Regions from separate parts of the Homo sapiens genome. Here all the other regions are linked to region 3. The links are chromatin contacts, found by Hi-C or POLR2A ChIA-PET in ENCODE. All regions are on one chromosome and are shown on one strand. Each heading gives the region's core, a stretch centred on a gene start or an enhancer-like site at or near the end of the contact. The rest is flanking DNA. Distances are from core to core; before and after follow the strand shown. Region 1 holds the start of IFT20 (intraflagellar transport 20). Region 2 holds the start of POLDIP2 (DNA polymerase delta interacting protein 2). Region 3 holds the start of WSB1 (WD repeat and SOCS box containing 1).

Region 1 (3,215 bases), core at 519-3,018, 1.0 Mb before region 3:
GGAGTGATATGATCTGACTTGCTTGTAGTGTATTTTGAAAAGATAACTTGCTGCTGGGTAGAGAATGAATTGTAAAGGTGCAAGAGAGAAAGTGGGAAGACCAGAGGAAGCAGTAGTCTAGGCAAGAAGAGATGATGGCAGCCTGGACCACATTGGTAATAATGGAGACAGAAAAAAAGTGGAATGATTTCACCGAATGCTCATCACATGCAGGAGTTTACAGTTGCTCATGCCTTGTAAGTGCAACCCAGAAGCAGGGCACTGGTTTCCCAAGTTTACCGCTGTGTTCCCCTAATGGTGCTCAGCACAATGCCATGCACATTTTAAGTATTTAACATACGTCAGTTTGTTAGACTGAAATTGTCCCTGAAAAGATTTAGGTAAGTCCCTGGGAAGAATGTCCAAGGAAGTGGACAGCCAGCGTGGGTGCTGTGTGAAGCAGTGAATTCCTTTGGCGGCTTGTCTGGGAGACTCTTTCATTTGCCACAGGGGTTGGGTATGGGAGGTGAGCCCTCACCAGGAGGTTGCCAATGACTAAGAAACACTAGAATGGTATGAGATCACCTTCCCTTTTCCCGCCCACCTCAAAGGAATAAATCCACCTCTCTAACAGGTATTAGCAAGTTCCCTGTGTATTTTGTGTCTAGTCCTAGTTTTCCCAGGATCAGAGAAAGCACACATACATGTTCTGCCAATGCAAAGGAGCTCAAAGGATAGGCCTGCCAAGAGAGGTCGGCGGATCCAGAGCTAATCTCTTCCTTTCCTACAAAGCAATTGCTTTGAGCCCCTGGATGACGTCAATCACATTCCGCCCAGACCAATGGGTTCCAGGAATTCTGTGGCAGGTGACGCCCCAGAAAGTAATTCCAGTGAGAATGAAGTTTCCACTGATAGCCACAGTGCTCTTCCTTCCGCACTTTGTGTGTGGATATTTGGGGATGCCCGGGGCTAAGGGCGGATCCGTGGCTCACGCAACGAAGCTAATGGGAACCCAAGCACAACAAAGGGCAAACAGCCGCGGAGGTGGAAAGAGGAGGGGTCTAAAAGGAAGAAGGACCCAGAAATCCGTCAGACACGGAGGACGGCGGGAGGAAAGCTGAGGGCTAGAGTGGCGGATCTAGCAGAAACCCTAGGTGTAAAGGTTAAGCGTCACCCAAAAAGTCCTGGGAAATGTGGCCGGTGTGGGCTCTTCTCTAGCCCGGACCACTCCTCACTACCGAGAAACCCACACCGGTTCTCACGCCCACCCTCCGTGGGAGATCGGAGCTCTCCATCTCCCCTACGCCGCCCGCGCCTTTTCCCCCAGGACCCGGCCGGGCTCGCTCTACTCCAGCAGGGGCCGTCCATCCCTTCCCCGAGGGCATCGGCGGGCCCGGCTCTCACCGTCCCCGGGGGCGCCTCTCCTCTCAGCTGGGTGGCCAGCGGACTCCGAGCCGCCCCTAGCCTGCAGCCGCCTGCCCCTCAGCAGTCCCAAGCTGTGAGCTCACATCCTGCGCTCGTCGACTCCGCCCGGAGTGCTGCCCAGCCCAGCCGGCTGGGGAGCCTGAGACTACAAGTCCCTGCATGCATAGCGCTCTATCCGGGAAAGGGTGGAGGCGGAATCCCCCGAGGGTCTTCGCGGAGAGAGCAGAGCTACTTCTGGCCGCCTTGCCGGCGCTAAGGCTTCTGGGTCTTGTAGGCCGGGCCTCCCCTCGGGCCTCTGTTTCCCAGCAGGCTCTGTGGAATGGGGGCTGTAAGTGCTTCCGGAGTCAGGAAGGTAGTGACGTCATAGGTAAACAGGCTCTGTATCCGTGGCAGCGGCCGTGGCAGGCTGGCTGGGTACCGGCTGTCGCTGACCCAGGAGAAGCTGCCTGTCTACATCAGCCTGGGCTGCAGCGCGCTGCCGCCGCGGGGCCGGCAGGTAGGCTGACCTCGGGTCGGGGGACGCGGGCGGACCAGGGGCGAGAGGAGCCTGACAGGCCCGCGTCCTGAGGAAAGGCAGTACCGGGCGGGGAGAGACGTGGGAATTCCGCCCCACTCTCAGGGGGGCGCTTTCACACCCAGCTTAGGCCTGGAGTTTGATGCGTTGATGCTTGCCACGATCTTACGAGGAAACTGCGGCTCGGATAAGTTCGGGGAGTTTACATAGTAAAGAGTCGGCTCGCAGTGCCTCGCATGCATCTGGGAGAGCCGGGGCGCAGAAAGTATGCCACCGCCTCATGCTCAGGGAGCTTAGTCCCAGCTCTTGGGCCAGGTGTTGCTCAGATGCTCAGACACGCGTGTGATGGGAGTTGGTAGATAATCTGTGAACTCTTTCCCTGCACCTCTTCTTCCATCTTACCTATCTCTTTAAGCCAGCCCTTCCAATCAGATAGGTGGGCCAAGCCAGATTCATGGGAGTCATGCCTGACTTGTTTTTCTCTTATCCCCAAACCCCCACATTCAGTCAGTCCATTGCTAAGCCCCATCACCTCGACTTACAAAACATCTCAACTCGGAACACTTGTGTTCGGCTGCCAGCCTTGGTTACTGCAATAGTCTCCTGTTTCCACGGTCATTCATTCCACAAACATTTACTGAGTGCCAGTTATGTGTGGGCACCATGCTAGGTGCTAGGGTTAGAGTGATGAACAAGAAGGTACTTGGGGCTTTGCCCTCTCTTGTTCCCTCCAATCGGTTCTCTCAGGCTGAGCAAGAGTGATCTTTCTAAGTCTGATTTTGTTGGTCTGCTGAGAACCCGCTGGCTGTCCCATTACCCTTCTGATAAAATCCAAGCTCATGACTGCGTCTTTCAGAGCCTTCGGTGATCCAGCTGTTGTCTCCCTGTCTAGCCTCATTCTGTTCCCTTCTCTTGCTCAGTCTCTGTTCTCGGAATGCATCAAATTTCCTGTTGCCTCAGGATCTTCACATACGTGTTTCCTTCTGCCTGCAATGCCTTGCTTCCCCTTTCACTTGACATACTTTTGGACAGTCTTTAGGTCTGTTTAAGTGTCATTTTTTTCAGAAGGCCTCTGTTGGCCCTCCCCTCCAAGTCCGCCCCCCATGAACTGTGTCCTCCTGCAGCACTTCACACAGCACCATGTACTTTTCCTTATAGTAATATCACGATTTGTGATTATTTCTTTACCATCTGTCCAGAGGCATTGTTTTCACTAGTCTGTCCCCAGAGCAGGGACTGAGTGGATGTTTCTGAATAAATGCATGCTCTCAGGGAAGGGGGTGGAAGTTGAAGCAGA
Region 2 (3,101 bases), core at 1-2,500, 1.1 Mb before region 3:
ATTGAAAAGAATTTTGGATAATTCCATGTAGGTATCTCCCAGTGCTGCGCAGGTGACTTTAGCTGTCAGCTCTCAATTATCCTGCCAGTGTTATAACTAACAAGTAAGCCATTTACTTGTGCCTTTGGGTTAGATCAGTTCTGTGGCCACAACAGCTCTTCCCTAAATAAGTTTAGGTCATAGTGATGCTAAATGCTCAGAGGACACTAATACTAGGCAATCTCTTTCTAAGGTCCTTTCTAGTTCTAATAATTGAGCAGTCTACCCTTTGCACTTCTGGCTGGTCTATGTTACTTCTGGCAAAATACCTTATGTGCTAGTTTGTCCTGTTCCTTCCCTTTACACATAAGGGAACTGAGGCCCAGCGAGGAGAAATGACTCCTTCAAAGGATTAGTGACAGAGCTAGGACTGGAACTCACATGCTACTCTCAGGCCAGATCTTTCAACACAGCTTTTGCCATCCTATATTAAAAAAACAAACAAACAAAACAAAGTATCAGATTTCACCACTCTTGCTTTTGAGGTGGAAAGAAATCCGGATTCCTACAAGCTCACTATGCTAAGCTGATTCCTAAAGTGGAGAAAAAGAAGAGACAAAACCTGTGATATTTGTATTTGGTAAAAACCTAGACTTTCTCAAGGGTGAATTGGGCCTAGGTGTGCCTGGAAGTGAAGAGGGGGCTCTCAAAAGAGCAGAAACTGCACAAGCAAATTTGTCATCCACGAGAAATTCCCATGGGAGTTAAGAAAGTGGGTGGCCCTGGGATTTATGGAGTGACTCTTGACTTGTCTAGATGAGTGCTCCGTAGAAGAAGGGGAATGATGGGAAAAGACCTCAGGAGGGAATCGATCTGGACACAAGGAGGGGACCCCGGACTGGAGACTGGGGCTCACCCCTTTCTCTCAGATGCTGGTGCAGATCCCGGATGAGACGGAAAGAAACCAAGCGTTGGGGGCCACTGGAGCTATCACCGCCCTTGTGCTTCTTCCCCAGCGCGGCCTCAAGCTCGGCCCGCAGCTTTCGGGGTAGCCGCTCTGGCTCCAGCTCCCCGCCGGGGCCCAAAGCACGCACCAATCGCTCGCCCGCAAGCAAAGAGGACGCCATATCTAGCCGGCTCTCCGGTCAGGTGACCCCAACCCGGACTTCCGCCCGCCGCGCGCCGGAAGTAACGCTAAGCGCACCGGAAGTTGCTCTGAGCTCCGGGGTGGGACCAGGCGGGCCAAGAGGGCCGGGACGCCGCGCGGGGCAGTGTGGGACTGGGGCGGAACGCCGCCCGGCCGCGGGTCGGGCTCTGTGTCAGCAGCCGGGCGGGCGCTCGGGCGGGACATGGCAGCCTGTACAGCCCGGCGGGCCCTGGCCGTGGGCAGCCGCTGGTGGTCCCGGTCGCTGACTGGGGCCCGGTGGCCAAGGCCGCTCTGTGCGGCGGCCGGAGCTGGAGCCTTCTCGCCAGCGTCGACCACGACGACGCGGAGGCACCTCTCGTCCCGGTGAGGGACGGAGCCAGGGGGCGCGAGGAACTGGGCCTGGAGCCCAGAGAGCGTGTTCCTAGCCAGTGCGGAGGCCAGGGGCCCGGGCCTGCTGAGGGTGACTGGAGTTTGACCCGGGAGAGGGTCCCGAGCAGGGAGCCGACCTGCGCTGTCTGGGACATGTGCCAGGAGCAGGGAAGCCAGCGCGGCCCAGAGCCCTGGTTGTACAGGGCTGGCCCTGGGGGGGAACAGGTTACCCTCCCCAAGTGAATCCTACTTCCCCGGCTGGGGTCCCCAGCACCGATGTCAGAGGGAAGCTTTTTAATTCAGCCCTAGGGCATTGGCTTGAACCCTCAGCCTTTGGATTTGGTGAAGGTCTGCCTCAGAAAGATGCTAGAGGTGGGAAACGAGACTCTTGGGTGTGGACCCTCGTAGGCCCCAGGTTTCCAAGTGACTTTGGGGAGATCGATTTTCTATCTGTGACTTGGGGAAGGGGGTTTGAGGCCATGGGGATGGTGTGGAAACTGTTTCCACGGATGGGACAGGCGGATCAAATGGGCTGGTGGATCAGTGGGAGGAAGCATAAAGTTCACATCTTCAAAACAGTAAAAACAGCCTTTATTTGAAGGGCCCCTAGAAAGAGCAGCCCTGTTCAGAGTGGTGACTGACATTTTAGTGGCTGATATTAGACACTGAACATTGGGGAGAGATGATAGCTATTTGCAATTTAAGACCCCTGTGAGAATATGAACAAAAACGGTATTGAGAGAGCGATGTGCCGTAGGAAATCTAGAGATGTTTAAGCTTTTCAAGGGCAATGTAAGGGCTACAGGTTAGAGGGGGAGATGGACATGGAATTATAATACAGGACAAATATTTTTTGAGCACCTCTTGTACACTAGGCTCTGAGGGGGCAGTACCAGCTAATCAGACTCAGGCATTGCTCCCAGGGAATTTACAGTATTTAATAAAGATAAGACATGGACACAACTGAAATGTAAAGGGAGCAGGATATTGTTTGATGACTTGTGATATAGAAAATGTAAGAAAAGAAGAAAAAAAGATACTCCCCTTCTAAAAAAATTGAAAAAGTGAGCAAGACAGTTAAAGTGCTGTGGGAGGTCAGGAGGGTGGGTTAGGGAAGAAACAAGGGCAGGGGTACATTTGAGCAGAGTGTGAGGGCATGATATGAAGAATGCCCAGTGAAGAGAGAAGACAGTAGTATGGGAGCGGTCACATCTAACACTGGGAGACTGTGGAGGTTTTCACCAAGGAGGAGGAAAGCCTTTCCTGCTCCAGCTGGTCCCACTACCCCAAACCCTTCTCTGCTGTCATCGCCCTGGCCCCTCAGTATCCTAGGAGCTTTTTCTTATGGATAACTACCATTACCTTCTCAGCTTTTCTGTTGCTTGTTCTTTTCCTTCCTACTCAGAAACCGACCAGAGGGCAAAGTGTTGGAGACAGTTGGTGTGTTTGAGGTGCCAAAACAGAATGGAAAATATGAGACCGGGCAGGTGAGTATTGGGCTGGGTCATCTTTCATTTTCATAGAGTGCTCTGCTTCTGAAAAAAGTCAGATTAGGTCACAGGCCTGCATGGTATGGTGTTCCATTCATTCCACCTTGATGTTTGGT
Region 3 (3,221 bases), core at 499-2,998:
TCCATCTCAAAAAAAAAAAAGAGAGAGAGAAAACAGGACCGCAAAGTTTTCAAAATGGTTTATCAGGATGAAGTAAAATACAGATTTAAAAAAAAGGCAGATCACTCGTCTATAACATTATGGTGTACTAAAGTAAAAGAAAAACCCACTGGACTGATAAGAACTTTTGAGTTCTTTGTCCCACTTCGCGACATACTTTCTAGTCTTAAAATACAGTTAAAATAATAACTGGACACAAATTCTGTGTTCTTTGCATCTTTTTTTTTCTTTTTTCTGTGTGAACTCTGCTACAATTTTTTCCCTTTTTTTTCTGTGTTTGTATCTTTAAAAATGGTTATTAAAACCAGGGTTAAAGTCCCTTCCTAATCAATCATCCCTAAGACAACAAAAGTCCAGAATTCTAAAACAGCTGTTTCTAGATATAAAAATTCACCCACATACAAAATAGTGCGCGTTTTGGCTACTTCAGCCTCTTCCCTTCTCTAGAAATAACTCCTCCTTGTACTTAGTAAAGGCACACATTCACTTCAAGAGTAGGAAAATGTAAATGCTCTCTGCTCAGCGGCCGCAGCTAATTATTACTTCACACAGTAAGATCAGTGTTTGCTAAGTGTTATCAGCCAATGTACAGCACCCCCCAACACCGTCAAACGTTGTTCCAGTTATTTTACTTTAAAAGAGGATTTAAATAATGCGACGTGCTTTCCACTGAGCCACTAAGTAGGTGTGGACGCACAACCTTCAACACTAATTGCCCTTTACTAAGCCGACCAGGGCTAGACACTAAGCCAGAAAAGCCTTTTCCAGAGTTTCCTCTTCCGCACAAAAGCTTTCCTTCTGTCACTCCACCCAACCACCCAGCTCCTCCCTTAAGTGTTTGAAAGATAATTCTAAAAGTCTCCTCCCCCGAACCGCTGCGTTTCTTAAGGCCACACCATTTTAAAAATACTGTATTGCTTTTGCCAGGCTGTTGGGACCTCTTCCATCTCATTTCTATCTAAGAGTGGTTGGTACACACGAGGACCCCCTCCTTTCATTACCGCTTACAACCCACAAGTTTACTTTTCCCCATTGTAAACCTAAAGTCCCTGAGTGGCCCTTCCCTGTCCACTCGACAGTCATGCCCTGAGCCAAGAACTCCCAGGACAAGAGCCCTGCGCGGACCTCCGACGAAGAAACCGGGGTCCTTGCCCGCCCCAGCCACACAGCAACCGCGAGGGAGCACAGTAGGTGCTGCATCCACGTCGGTGCCGTTTACCCCTCAGCCAACTCCCACCGAGGCGGCTTCCTCCTCCTCGCTAGTGGGCTGGCCCTGGCGCACTGGAGCTCTTCCCTCAGACTTGGAGTCGCTTCCTCCCAAACCTCCTCCGGGGAGTCCCTGCCTCTCCTCGGCCCTCATGCGCCCACCCACGGTCCCAATCCTCACCGATCTCTTTCTCGTTGACCCTCGGGGGAAAGCTGGCCATCTATGGGGCACCGTCTGATTCCGGGAATACGATGCGGACCCAACAACAGAGAAGAGAGTGGCGACCGCTGAGGGGCGTGACGCCAAGTTGGTCCCTCCCGGGCCCAGGGACAGAGGAGACGGGCGGGGGCGGCCGCTGCGGCTTCTGCTAACTGCCTCGGGAAAGCTCCCGAAGGCCTCAGACCAAAGTACGGAGTCAACCACAGACAATAGACCCTGTACCCAGCCTCGCGCCTGCGGAGGAAGACAGTTCCCCTAAAGCGCCGACTGCAAACGAGACACTGGAGTCAAAATGGCGGGCGGCGCCGGAGATATCTGGGCGGCAGGGGCGCGGCCACGTGACGTCACAGCCCGAGGCCCCCGCCTCCCGACGCACGGGACGTGATCTCCCCGGCCCGGCGCGGGCGTTGCCTGGGGGCCTCGCAGGGGGAGATCCAGCCCAGGCTGGTTCCGCTGACTCTGCCTGTAGGCCGGTGGCGTCTTCTGGGCCTGGATGGTCTAATATGGAGTTTATAAGCTGAAGTGGCTTTGAAAAGGGCAAGCAGAGAATTGTATTATTATTAGCCTCCTAGCTTAAAGATTGCATGGAACTTAAACTGGCTGAACCAAAAGAACAAAAAGACATTTCAGGTTTTCACTCAATTTGGCCAACTCCCCAGCCCACAAGTAATAGGGAACTGAAGGATGCACTGATGAAAAAGACAGGATGAAAATTAACATCGTTGTGCACCACCTGTCCAGCTGCGATTGTTCAGACCTGAGCCAGCAGGTTTTAGGAAGGGCCGAGGGGAACGAGAAGGAGACTCGGGCGTGATCGCGCCGCACCGCGCCGCGGGGCCTCTCTGGACTGCCTTTGTCCTGGCCAAGATGGATCCCACTGTCCTGGCCAAGATGGATCCCACTGTGTCAGCTCAGAATTGGCCCTTCCTCCACCTTACCTGAAGGCCTCTGGGAGGCACCTAGTTGTCCACACATCAGACTGATAAATGTGTCAGTATCTGCTAGATGCCAGCTTGGTTCCCGGTCACAGATGACGTATTTGCATTTTAATGGCTTCTCGTGTGGACCCTAAACATTGCAAAGGCCTGGGGCGTATAAGACTGGGAATTCAAATATGTGGCAGATATTCATGGGACAGAGTAGAGTGTTGCATAGCCGCTTTTTTTTTTTTTTTTTTTTTTTTTTTTGAGACGGAGTCTCGCTTCTCCCAGGCTGGGGTGCAATGGCGTGATCTTGGCTCACTGCAACCTCCGTTTCCCGGGTTCAGGCAATTCTCCTGCCTCAGCCTCCCCAGTAGCTGGGATTTGTACAGGCATGTGACACCAAGCCCGGGTAATTTTTGTATTTTTAGTACAGAGGGCGTTTCACCCTGTTGGCCAGGCTAGTCTCGAACTCCTGGCCTCGAGTGATCCGCCCGCCTCAGCCTCCCAAAGTGCTGGGATTACAACGTGAGCCACCACGCCCGGCTGCATAGCCGCTTTTAAGAGATCTCAAATGATAACACTGTAGGGCATGTTTACTTCATCTTTTCTTTGCATGAGTGTATTAATTCTTCAAATAGCGAAATGTTTAATAAAACATCGCCCCTCCTTTTTTTTTTTTTTGGTTATTTATTTATTTTTTTTTTTGAGACGGAGTCTTGCTCTGTCTCCCAGAGCAGAGTGCAGTGGCGCCAACTCGGCTCACTGCAACCTCTGCCTCCCGGGTTCAGGCGATTCTCCTGCCTCAGCCTCCCGAGTAGCTGGGACTACAGGTG

What was found. A loop is a pair of places that touch in the nucleus more often than their neighbours do. ChIA-PET counts read pairs that join two places held with the same protein, here RNA polymerase II (POLR2A). Pooled maps may share reads with other maps.
Region 1: a loop to region 3 is called in a pooled map, with 13 times the contacts of the local background. The contact joins the promoter of IFT20 here to the promoter of WSB1 in region 3. A Hi-C loop is called at or near these places in 7 of 50 pooled maps. POLR2A ChIA-PET finds 5 or more read pairs at or near these places in 4 of 52 experiments (AG04450, H1, MCF 10A and 1 more).
Region 2: a loop to region 3 is called in a pooled map, with 9 times the contacts of the local background. The contact joins the promoter of POLDIP2 here to the promoter of WSB1 in region 3. A Hi-C loop is called at or near these places in 5 of 50 pooled maps. POLR2A ChIA-PET finds 5 or more read pairs at or near these places in 3 of 52 experiments (CD4-positive, alpha-beta T cell, MCF 10A and activated CD8-positive, alpha-beta memory T cell).

What each region holds. Positions count from the first base shown.
Region 1 is chr17:28,334,025-28,337,239 of GRCh38, reverse strand. It overlaps IFT20 (intraflagellar transport 20), which reads left to right and starts at 1,768. Exons shown (of 5, transcript NM_001267776.2): 1 at 1,768-1,900. It overlaps TNFAIP1 (TNF alpha induced protein 1), which reads right to left and starts at 1,479. Exons shown (of 7, transcript NM_021137.5): 1 at 1,384-1,479. RefSeq lists silencers at 1,337-1,386, 1,880-2,071 and an enhancer at 1,427-1,956.
Region 2 is chr17:28,355,676-28,358,776 of GRCh38, reverse strand. POLDIP2 (DNA polymerase delta interacting protein 2) reads left to right here and starts at 1,250. Exons shown (of 11, transcript NM_015584.5): 1 at 1,250-1,489; 2 at 2,901-2,982. The coding sequence starts at 1,329. VMA12 (vacuolar ATPase assembly factor VMA12) reads right to left here and starts at 1,130. Exons shown (of 6, transcript NM_152464.3): 1 at 896-1,130. The coding sequence starts at 1,106. RefSeq lists enhancers at 873-972, 1,085-1,850 and a silencer at 1,163-1,552.
Region 3 is chr17:27,292,641-27,295,861 of GRCh38, reverse strand. It overlaps WSB1 (WD repeat and SOCS box containing 1), which reads right to left and starts at 1,748. Exons shown (of 9, transcript NM_015626.10): 1 at 1,427-1,748. The coding sequence starts at 1,466. MIR4522 (microRNA 4522) reads left to right here and starts at 1,866; the gene lies at 1,866-1,952. RefSeq lists enhancers at 1,470-1,529, 1,540-1,599, 1,970-2,019 and a silencer at 1,720-1,929.